Linked DNA regions of Homo sapiens: all the other regions are linked to region 2. A link is an interaction called in ENCODE POLR2A ChIA-PET data of the cell type or tissue named here. Cell type or tissue: MCF 10A. All regions are shown on one strand. Region 1 overlaps SIPA1L1 (signal induced proliferation associated 1 like 1). Region 2 overlaps SIPA1L1 (signal induced proliferation associated 1 like 1). Region 3 overlaps SIPA1L1 (signal induced proliferation associated 1 like 1).

Region 1 (4,000 bases), 57 kb before region 2:
TCCTACTGTTTGAAGGTATTACCTAATCCCCCACCACCATCATCACAAAGAGGAGGAGGGGGAAAGATACACTAAACTTTCCAACAACATTGTTCTCACCAATTAATAAAAAAAAATCAGTTACAAACATAAGGAAAGTCTGGTTATTTCTAAATGGGAGAGACTGCTTCTTGATGTGTTTAGCTTGCTGGAGAACAGTATGCAGGAACAGATAAGCTTTTAACAAACCTGCTTTTATTACAATATTTCAAGCCTGAAGTATATGCTATAGCATTCTTTAAAGACTGGTACTTCTTGGTGTTCTGTCAGACATGTACTTAAAAATAATCACCTGGTTACACATGACCAAACCTTGGCTCACATGCACAAGGAACACTGTTTTTTATTACATGTCAACAATAAACAGGGATGTCAAGTGACACCTTCACAGCAGTGCTTTCCCTTCTGTTGCCTAAGATGCTATTATTTCTATTAGTCTGAGTGGCCAGCAAAGACATTCTACATTCAAAAGAAAATTGACAGTCAGAATTTCACACATGCACACACACCTACACACACAAAATGTTCTTAAGAAAACTCATTCATTTTACACGATTTACAGCCTGAAATTTAAGGGTTTTTTTTCAGGCTGGAATATATTAGCAATGCCTACTGGCAAAAATGCAAGTTAGAAAATCAGAATTAAGAATCAACTATAAATAGCCAAATGAAGAGAGGAAAAACTGGAAGCTATTATGTGAAGCCCGAAGATACCAATCAGGGGAGGGATTCTGATGGGTCCTACGTACTGATAGGAGGGACTGATGAGCAGTGTGGTGCACAGCAGAGATGTCCTCACCTGAACAATGACAGGGCTGAACTGAGATTACTCCACAAATCCCTCACAACTAAATAATTCCCATTCTATAATTTTGGCACAAGATTGAGACCTTTTTATATTGTGATCTCCTTATAGGCTTTGTCTTCTTTATCACCCTGGCATGGTGCCTGGACCTAAGAGATACTCAAACAGCTGCAGAATAGAATGAATTAGAAAAGAAAGTCAATTACTTGCAAAGGACTGTATCTCCCAGTGGGCATTATCCACTGGTCCACTGAAGCACTCAGCACACTCCCAGTTGGCCAACAGCAGAATCACCGTCAGTTTGGAGGATTTTTGTAAGTGCCTGACAATTCCATGTAAAATAACTAAATTTTCTTAGACAAAATTCACTTTCCAGCTAACTTCATAGTTGATCATAGCTTGTACTGGGAGAAGTCTCAGCTCTGCCAACTATTTACGGCTCATTTTTATTTGCATTATCTACGTTACCTTCAACCCATAATTCTCTGTAGGAATCTTTATAAGCCAAGTGTCAATTTTGCAGCTGTTGCTTTAATTAAAACTGGTTAACATAATCTGTAAGTCTGATGAGTAAATGTAGCATGTCACAACAGGCTGAAAGCAAACAAGGGAATGCAGGACCCTTTGCACTATGGAAGTTCCACATAATCCCAGGATAGCTGCATTCAAAATAGGACACTTGTCATCTGACAGATGACATGAGCAAGGTTCCCAGTTTCAATCAAATATTAAATATTAGTACATTTTAGCTTATTTCTTAGAACAGCTTAATGACAGCTCTAATATTTTCTTCCTGTCCTTCAGCAAATGCACTTATTTGGAAAACATAGTTCTAGACTCCTTCTGAGAACATTTCTGTTCTCAAGTTATTTTTCTCCCATCACTTTGACCACATCACCCAAATCCTTCCTCAGCATTTTTAAAGTACCATTATATAAAAGAGAAAGCCCAGAATGATCTTCCTGTTTCGAAGACAGACTTACATCTCATCCAGTTTAACCTTTTATTTTCTATCCATGAGTAGTTCCACATATAGGATTTTTAAGGCAGATCCCCACTACTCCTCCTTTTCGCACCTAACTTTACAGAAGAAAAAACCAAAGAACAGTGCTAGAAATGAAAAGACCAATAAATTTGAATCAGAAAATCTGGGCTCAAATTCTGCCAGTACTAGCTGTGTAAAAAGGGATGGGGGAACAAACCTTTCTGAAACTATTTCTAAACTCAGGAAAATTCCACTTTGTTCCACTGTCTTGGTTATTATAAAGAGTAATAACTATTATAAATGATGAATAATGATTATGAAGATTAAAAGTAATTTTATTTCTAGACTTACAGTTATATATTATGTTATAATTATTGTACAGATAAAAGCAATTTTATTTTTATATGTACCTTTAATTAAATAAAGGTAATCTTGTTTATATCTTATTACACTTACATATGAAAGCTGAAAGTAATGTGTACTGTTTTCATTCATGGTCTCTCTTAGTCATTCTATGAAGCACCAACACTCAACAGCAACCAAATTTAAAAAGCCTCTCTTTAAAGTTTCATGTTATCCATTATTATAATATAATTATCATGTAATTAGAGAAATAACACCCATTTTAAGTGGAAAATTAAGCCAGGTGCTGTGGCTAACGCCTATAGTCCCAGCTACTCAGAAAGCTAAGGTGGGACGATCATTTGAGCCCAGGAGTGTGAGGCTTCCGTGAGCTATGATCACACTACTGCACTCCAGCCTGGGTGACCAAGTAAGACCCTGCTTTTTTTTTTTTTTTTTTAAGTTTTCATAGAATAAAGTCCCAGAAGTAATATTAGCAAGATAACCATTTTTAGGGCTCTTGGCACATACTAGATGATTATTTTTTACAAAGTTCACATAGTAAAAACTCACTTAACCAAGATAATAGGAAACTTGGTTTGGAAACTGAGAAACACTATATATCTCAGACATTTTATTTAAACTGAACATGTTATACATTCATTAACCAACTTTGTAATGTAAGGACAAGGCCTTTTGTAAGAATAATCAGTCTCCTGAATGACTGTTAGTCTAGTCATTCTTATACAAACCACCCAAAAAAGCATCATGACAACTTTCAATTTCCCTTTTTATTAGAGTATAGCACAAACTCAAAGCTCTCAAGAAGCAATCTGAGAATGCTTAGAGTAGTTTAATTATTTCCCCCCAATCTTTTATAGTCATCATGACCACACGTAACATATTATAACAGCAGCTTTGAGTTTGTGGTTTTTTGGATTTTTTTTTTTTTTGAGGCTTGCCTTTGGAAGCTTTCCAAAGTATTTAACATATTTTTGTAGAAAAATAATACTGATTTAATCAGATAACATAACATTTTAATTACGCAATTACAACAAGTCCTACTGACCAAAACAGGGTTTGCTACAAACAAAACTGACTCTTGATCAATATTCAAGTCAACCAGCTGACACAGAAGGACATGAGAGTCTAGACGGAGGCTGCCTGACCCAAAGCAGTGAGGGTGGTGGGCATCCATGCACTTCGCAGGAGGAGGTGGTCCCTGAAGAGTGCTCTCATCTCTCAGCACCTGGCACTTAGCATTATTTTAAAAGATATTTATTAACCCTTACGTGTATGAAGGTACGATACAAACACAAGAGGCCCTGAACTGCTTCTACCTTCCTCCTCTACCCAACCTCCAAATGTTGGGCCCCAGGGCTTGGAGTCAGGTAGGCCTGGTCTCTAGCACTCCTATCTTTTCTATCTAAATTCAATAATTAGCTGACCTCACCCAGTCCCAAAGATTTAAATGCCATCCAGAGACTGAAGACTTTGAAATGTAAAACTCTAGATAACATCTCTCCCAAGCACGTCAAACTTAACAGAATGTGGATCATCCAACTCCCAACCTGTTCTGTCCACCAGACCAATAACCACTACTACCATCCACACAGCCACTCAGGCCAAATGAGTAAGTTGTCCTTGGCTTTCCCATTTGTAACTCCATATCCAATCTAACAGTAATTCCTGTCACCTCTCTCTGTTTGTTTCCCTGTCTTCTGTCCTTAAAATGTAAGCATCTAGAGGGAAAGGACCCTGTCTTGTTCGAGGATGTGCCTCCAGCCCCCAAGGCAGTCCCTGACACACAGCAAGTCCTTAACTCACAC
Region 2 (4,000 bases):
TTTCCAAAAAGATACAATAAAGCCCTCCCCGCAGGAGCACCAAAAGCTCCAGAACGTGGCATGCTGAACTTCCCCACATTTAAGACTTTACCCACCATATGGCCTTAATTTTCCATACATGGTTTTGGGGAAAGGCACTTAAATACTAGTGAAGACATTTACAACTTCCTCTTATATATAAAATATGCTGAGGGATTGACAAACATTAAAATGAAGTCCAGGTTTTAAAATAAAATCCCCATCACTGTTTCCTAAGCCCTTCGAGAAACATTAGCAATTCATGATCAACTGGCAAATGCAAGCTTCTCCCAAGCTTCTTCTCCAGTTCTGCCGTGTGACCTGCTGTCTCAGAAGCCAGGTCTTCAAAAATGCTCATGTCACCCAACTTTTTAAGTCAAATAGGGACAGTAGGGGGTGGGGCTGAGCTCTGCACAATTCCTACCCTGACCTCCAACTACATCCACATAGTTCATGTTCTCTCTTCTTTATTTTCTGATTCCTTCCTTTAGACTTTTGTTCAAATCCACTATTAGCAAATTTTAAATATATGAGACAGTCAAGAAAGTGGGCAACATGGTACCATTATAAAATTACAATATACTACTATAGACAATCATACCCATGCAGATCTGGGCCCAAAAAAATAATCAGGTATTAAGAAATAAGGCACACCCCTCCAAAGACAACTTAATTCAAATACCTCTTACCATTTGCTCCAGTAGAATGAGTTTAAAAGAGGTAACTATTTGGCATGGGCAGCTGCTCTCTTATGTTCTGGAGAACATAAAAATAAAAGCTGAGTGAGAATAAGTTGTTCCTACTGAAGAGAAAAAGGGTACAACAGCATTAGTAAATACGAAAGAGTCAGATCACCATTCTACTGGCTGATAAAAATGTTTGTTAGGCTAAAGGATTTCCTATCATTTTCTTCTTTAAGAACAAAGAAATGGGCTTTGGATAATAAAAACGTGTAACAAAATAATTCTGAAGTGACCTCAGGCCATGTCAAACTCAATTCAAACTAGTCACAGCCAAAGATGAAAGGAAGATTCTCTAATCATCCCCTAGCTACTATACATTTTTAGTATTTTTATACTGTATTATAGTTAGCATTTAGAAAATAAAACTGTCTAGCACTGTTGACCCTTCAACAATACGAGTTTGAACTGTGCATGTCCACTTAAAAGTGGATTTTTTCAATAACAGTTACACCAAGTGTGCCTGCCTCTCCTGCCTCCCCTTCCTCCTCCTCCACCTCTGCCACTGGAGACAGCAAGACCAATCTCTTCTTTCCCTCCTCCTCATCAGCTTACCCAATGCAAAGACAATGAGGATAAAGACCTTTATGATCCACTTCCATTAATGAATAGCAAATATATTTTCTCTTCTTTAGGATTTTCTTTTTTTTTTTTTTTTTTTTTTTTTTTTTTTTTTGAGACGGAGTCTCGCTGTCGCCCAGGCTGGAGTGCAGTGGCGCAATCTCGGCTCACTGCAGGCTCCGCCCCCTGGGGTTCACGCCATTCTCCTGCCTCAGCCTCCCGAGTAGCTGGGACTACAGGCACCCGCCACCTCGCCCGGCTAATTTTTTGTATTTTTAGTAGAGACGGGGTTTCACCGTGTTAGCCAGGATGGTCTCGATCTCCTGACCTCGTGATCCACCCGCCTCGGCCTCCCAATAGGATTTTCTTAATAACATTTTCTTCTCTCTAGCTTATGTTATTGTAACAACACAGTATATAATACATATAACATACAAAATGCATGTTATTCAACTGTTCATGTTATTGGTAAGGCTTCTGGTCAACTGTAGGCTACTAGTAGTTAAGTTCTGGAGGAGTCGAAAGTTACATGCAGGCCAGGCACGGTGGTTCATGCCTTTATTCCAAGCACTTCAGGAGGCCAACGGAGAAGGATCACTTGAGGTCAGGAGTTCCAGACCAGCCTGGGCAACACAGTGAGACCATGTTTCTATTTAATTTTAAAAACTGTATTTTAAAAGTGTGTTTAAAGGAAAAGAAAAAAGTATGCTTATTCAATTCAGTATTTATATTCTAGAATAATGCTGCTCAAAAAATAATTTAAAAAAGAATGATGGATTTAATAAGGTACACATAAAACTATATATATACAAGGTTGTGTGTGTGTGCATGCGTGTGTGTGTGTGTGTGTGTGTGTGTGTGTGTAGATTTTTCTTTCTTTTAGAGTATAGAAATTGTTTTAGATATCCCTTAAGTAGAGAAATAGCACTTAGGAAGGAAGTATACACTTAGAAGGCGAAGAGTCATGTCACCAACAGGTTGGGAGAACTGTTGAGTCATGGCCTCCTCCTGTGTTGCCTGAGGAGACCTGAGTAAGAATGGATGTATAACAGAAGAATCTCCCACCTGACCTATTAGAGATACTGTACCAGCATTACCAGATATCACTTCTATTAAAAGAAGATATTTCAGTGCCCAGAGGTTCAAGTTATCAAACGAAGCAACTCAATTCAAAAGACAAGGTGTATTAAAACCCATAAAAAAAAAACAAAAACCATTTTTAAGAAATCCTAACAAGTAACTGAAACCCAAAATGCTCTGTCTTGAGTCATGAGATCCATCAGTTCTTGATATTGTCTGGACTTGCATCTAGAGCTAGATTGTAAAATCTTTTTAGGCATGTGTTAGATTTCTGTGAAAACTTTGTTTAAACGTAAACCTCATACCACACTATCAGTTTCTGTGTTAATAAAACTATAGATTTATTATACTAAAAAAAAAAAGAACAAAATACAAGGGGTAGCTGTATGACACAGAAGCTAAACAAGTGCCTGGCCTCACGGTAGTATACAGAACTTAAGGTGCCTGCTCAAAACTGTCATGTTTAAGTTTATCAACCAAGAGTTATTATTAAAATACCATTAATACATCCGGGCATGGTGGCTCACGCCTGTAATTCTAACACTTTGGGAAGCCGAGGCAGGCCGATCATCTGAGGTCAAGAGCTCAAGACAAGCCTAGCCAACATGGCGAAACCTCATCTCTACTAAAAATACAAAAATTAGCTGGGTGTGGAGGCACACGCCTGTAATCCCAGCTACTTGGGAGGCTGAGGCGGGAGAATCGCTTGAACCTGGGAGTTAGAGGTTGCAGTGAGCCGAGATCATGCCATTGCACTCCAGTCTGGGAGACAGAGTGAGATCCCATCTCAAAAAAAAAAAAATAATTAAGACATTTGAGAACTGCACTGAAGGTGCACATTTCAATAACATATAGCTATTCTGGAGGGAAAAAAAAAGTATATCTAGAAAAACAGCTTCCAAGATTGAGGTAAAAATCACAGGGCACTCAATAATATGTACTGACTTTTCTTCCCTCTCGAAGTACCAGAGCAGAGCTACATTCACAGAGCATTCCTGCAGGCTGCTTGCTTCACCATTAAGCAATTCTTGGCAGTTCCAAAGATGTTATGTTTTCAAAGACAGTTTTTCAGTTGTGTTGCTATTATAAGCCTGGATTTTTCAAATGGCTAAAAATTACAGATATCTAAAAATCTTAGATTCCACCTCTATTAAAGAAGAATGATGCTGGGAACGGTCAAATAAATGTAACCCAGAAAAGTGCCCTAATGTACTTTAAAAACATTTTCAGAGATAATGATTCCCAAATTTCCCTTACTGAAATTCAAGGAAGGTCACAAATAGCAAGCCACTTTAAAAGCAGTGCTCCAATTACCCATCCCCTAAGCTCTGCACAAAGGTTTATGGAGGGGAGATGGTCAGATAACTTGACCATCCGTTATAGGATGCAGTCACTCCAGAAGAGCTGACTCCTTAGGAAATTTTCTTCTGACAAAGCAACAAATGAGAAAAACTCCAAGGTCTTTGTTTCAGCATCTGGCTGAGATCAAGGTTAAGTATAATGAAACCTATACAACCCCAGAATTTAACATATGACAGTATTTTTGGCCTGTATAAAATACGTCTCCCTTAATCTGCATTAAGCTGTTGTTTTTCTCAATA
Region 3 (4,000 bases), 290 kb before region 2:
AGTTTACAAACTTTTATGTAGACATGACAGTTTACTAAGACTTCATGCTACACAAAGACTCTATGTATGCTCTCATACCTACACCTATAAGCACTGCAGCTCTGTGCAAATACTGATGCATCTGTACAATAACCTTCAAAATAGTTAGTGGTTTTCTAAGAGCCAGGAGTTGAGGATTTATGTAACTTTTGAACTGGTTTGAGTCATCAGGCAAAAAACATAAAGAAAAGTCATTCTTTCATTTTTTTGAGACAGTGTCTCACTATGTTGCCCAGATTGACCTCTAACTCCTGGGTACAAATGATCCTCCTGCCTCAGCCTCCTGAGCAGCTGGGACTATAGGCCCATGTCACCGTGCCCAGCTAGTTATTCCTATTTGCTCATTGGCATGTATTGAGTATCAATCTATTATGCTCATGTTGGCACGGCCTATGCAAATATACTTAGGATGAACATATTGGGTGAAAAATCCTCTTGTACTGACTAGATGGCAGTAAAAAGGTATATGTGATCGCATAAGTGGGTAGTAATTGGCTACAGGTGTCTGAGGGGGCCTTAGGGAAGCAAGAGGAAGGAGACCTGGAGAATAGCTGGCTAACAACCGTGGACACCAAAACAAGTCAGGTCAGTCAGTTACAGAAGAGATATCTATGTGCAAGCATGAGGTAGGGTTTTTAGCTTTCTCATGTGTGTTCTCAAATTAAGCTCCAACACCAGAAACAGCATTGGTCAGCAGGTCTAGAGGATTTTGGACTAACTGAGGAGGTCCTTGATTGCCACACAAACTGGCACTGCCTACTGCCAAGGCCAGAACGCTAAGAAGAAAATGAATGCTGCTTAAATTTAAGAATGTCCTTAAATTACTACTATCTTCACCTCTCCTAGGCTTACCACTAATCTTTTTTTTTTCAGTGGTTCATTTTAAGATCTGAAAGTGAAACAGCCATTACCAAAAAATAAAATAAAATAAATTTTCTCCCTAAATTTCCAAGCTTCATAAAGATACACATATATTCTAGGGAGCAATAATTTAGAGCAATTAATAGACGTTTTTAGTTATAGAAAGTTACCAGTATGTGTGGCTTCTTTTAATGACATTCAAATATAGCAACTCTATGTAATTACCAACCTGTATTAATGTAGCTCTCATGAGGAGCTACAAAAGATCTGCATGATCATCAAGAGGGAGACTAGAGGACAGAGAAGGTAGGAATGGAGCCCAGCCAGAAAGATGCAGTGAAACTTAATCACTGTAATTTAGACTTTGTCACTGAGTCCCAGGTACAAGCTCTTTTAAGCACTGTCAAGATATCTCTACATTAATTGCTGTTCCTGTCTTCTGAGGACACAAACACTCTAATTTGCTGTGATTTTAGTTTTTCTATAGCAATGTGCATTTGGTGGCTAAGTCCCCTTTCCTCCAGAAAAGGCAGGCTGCTAAAGCTCTGATTATCCAACTCACTCTGCCAAGATCAACATACCAAAGTCTCAAAACATCCCTACTTACCAGAGTCTAGAAATGAATGTGACTCAAATGAGTGGGTGAGAAGCTCTGCCACCCTCCCTGAATGGCCACATTCTTCTCTTCTCTAGTAAGTTTGACTTTCAATAGGAGAGTTATTTCTAAAGGATGATTTCAATGATTCTGCATTCTTCCAGTTAGAAGCAGAAAATTTAGATAATCCTTTGAGGCCTTCAGGCAGCTCCAGTCAGCACATTCAGATAATGCAAACCCAGATGCTTTTTTCAGGGAGCTTTGTTGATCCCCTGGGATTTGTTAGATAATGGCACAGCCGCACATTCTGTGCTTTGGTTTCAGGGGCCCAGCTCTTTCCAATCTCACTCCATGGTGATGCCATTTGAGACAAGATCTCTATAACCAACTTTCTTCTGCCATCACATTGGACCAGAGAAATATTTTCAGATGGAAGACATTCTTAAAAAAAGGCATCCTCCTTTCAAAATGACAAATTGAAAACCAAAGAAATAGGAGTCAAACTAAACTTAAAAACCAGAGAGAAACTATTCAGATATGCAAAATGTTCTAAGTCAATGCACAGTCTACTGAGATGGGGATGTGCCAAGAACAGCCAGCGAGTGTCATCATTCTGTCTTGTGTGATTCTGTCTATATGGTTATGGCATCTGATGCCCACTTCCTGTTCTACTTTGGCAAACACATCTCTTATACCATTTGAATCAAACAATCTACTTTCTGAATTGTGGAACGGAATACATAGTACTCAAGAATACTGAGACTACTTTCCCAATTTCCTTTTGCTTGGAAGCCATGGAGTTTCCAGACCTATCACCATCATTTTGAGATCTGCAATGTGGTAGTGGTAAACAGAAACAAAACTAGTGAAAGGCTTCATTCCATGGGGCCTGACATTTTAAATGAAGGGAAGCTCAATGATAAGTAGCGATAGAGACTCCATGAGAAAACAAAATACTTAGCTGGTCAAGTGAAAGCAATCCAAATTAAGTAGAGGATGTCCTCTCTCCTTAAGGTTATCTGGGGTTTACTGACAGATTATGTGCCTAGATTTCCATTTGAAAAATAAAAACTAAATTAAGCCTCTCTATTACTTTTCTTTTTCTTTCTTTCTTTCTTTTTTTTTTTTTTTTTTGAGACAGAATCTCACTCTGTTGCCCAGGCTGGAGTGCAGTTGTGTGATCTTGGCTCACCGCAACCTCTGCCTCCTGGGTTCAAGCGATTCTCCTGCCTCAGCCTCCCAAGTAGCTGGGATTACAGGTGCCTGCCACCATGCCCAGCTAATTTCTGTACTTTTAGTAGAGACGGGGTTTCACCATGTTGGCCAAGCTGGTCTCAAACTCCTGACCTCAAGTGATCTGCCCACCTCGGCCTCCCAAAGTGCTGGGATTACAGGCGTGAGCCACCACGCCCAGCCTCTACTATTTTTCTTGCGGTCATAATCATAGCAGACCCAGAAGACAGCAAGGTTAGATGGTCTCACACATTGATCAATGACTGACAACAATCGAAGATAAAAGGAGAAACCACACAGAGATCAACAGGCCTAAAAAGACAGTGATGGAATGCTTCTTCCCTATGTGGATCTTGTCACATTGGGGATTTTAGGCTCCAATCAAGAGGAAACGACAAATAGTATTTATTTTATCTAGAGGTGTGATCTCCAAGGATACAGGGGAATGTGTACTTTCCTATTCTGAAAGGTATGTCTAATTTTAGCTACACGTTTCTATTGGACATCCCCCACTCTCAACCCATTGCTGCCAGGAGCCAATTACTGAAAAAAAGTTACAATGTAAATATCAGGTAAGTGAGGTTCTCGGCTTGAGAGGCACGTAAAGGACGTGCTTGGCATCGCAAACGATGCTCTGTTACTCAGAAAAGACCTCTGTCTTTTAACAATATGGTCAATATTTTAAAAACATAGTCTTCAAAAGCTTGTCCCAGTATACATTCCCTATTACTCACCGAAAGCCAACATTACAAAATTACAAATTTCCTCTCAAATTGTAGTAGCCAGGAACATTATTTTAAAAATCAAATCCAACTTTAAAAAGAATAAATCTGCAAAATTTTCTCACAGTTTAAAATAATGCACTAAAATTGCAGGATTAAAGTATTTTGAAGGCAAATAAAGGGCATTAAACATATAAAAATAATTGTCACTGCAGAAAAACCTCCTTTCCTTATACACTATTGAGCAAAGTAAAGTGGGCTGAGGCCAGGGAACTGGGCTTAGGTCTGGGCTGGGAATCAGACAGCGGGGAAGGGTGGTTACCTTGTGTGGGAAGCAGCATCGTTTATACTGAAGGTGCTGTTCTCCCTTGTCAGAGGGGTCGAGCCGGCTTGGCTCTTGCTGTGTATGTCTAAGCTCAGGGAAGACTCTGTTTTCCGGTCCAGGCCGTGGCTCTCTGTCTCCAAAGTCCGATCTGCCATGGAGATTACTTCACTGGAGCTGTGCCATAGGGGTGCCACTTTCTCCTTGCCTGGCCCTGAGCGAGGTGAC

The links. Peaks named below come from ENCODE experiments on the same cell type or tissue, not always from the same donor. Only the 100,000 strongest peaks of a DNase experiment are listed, where the experiment ranks them.
Region 1: POLR2A ChIA-PET joins it to region 2 with 5 read pairs; 2 of 35 experiments call an interaction of 5 or more read pairs at or near these places.
Region 3: POLR2A ChIA-PET joins it to region 2 with 8 read pairs; 2 of 35 experiments call an interaction of 5 or more read pairs at or near these places.

The regions. Positions count from the first base shown.
Region 1 is chr14:71,471,480-71,475,479 of GRCh38, reverse strand. The region is part of intron 2 of SIPA1L1 (signal induced proliferation associated 1 like 1); the gene reads right to left. Among named protein-coding and RNA genes, the nearest start is that of SNORD56B, 75 kb to the right of the region's middle. In MCF 10A, no CTCF peak of the experiment used is centred here; no DNase peak of the experiment used is centred here.
Region 2 is chr14:71,414,904-71,418,903 of GRCh38, reverse strand. The region is part of intron 2 of SIPA1L1 (signal induced proliferation associated 1 like 1); the gene reads right to left. Among named protein-coding and RNA genes, the nearest start is that of SNORD56B, 19 kb to the right of the region's middle. In MCF 10A, no CTCF peak of the experiment used is centred here; a DNase peak (open chromatin) is centred at 2,313.
Region 3 is chr14:71,709,437-71,713,436 of GRCh38, reverse strand. SIPA1L1 (signal induced proliferation associated 1 like 1) reads right to left here. Exons shown (of 24, transcript NM_001386936.1): 17 at 3,773-4,000. Among named protein-coding and RNA genes, the nearest start is that of RGS6, 220 kb to the left of the region's middle. In MCF 10A, no CTCF peak of the experiment used is centred here; a DNase peak (open chromatin) is centred at 1,516.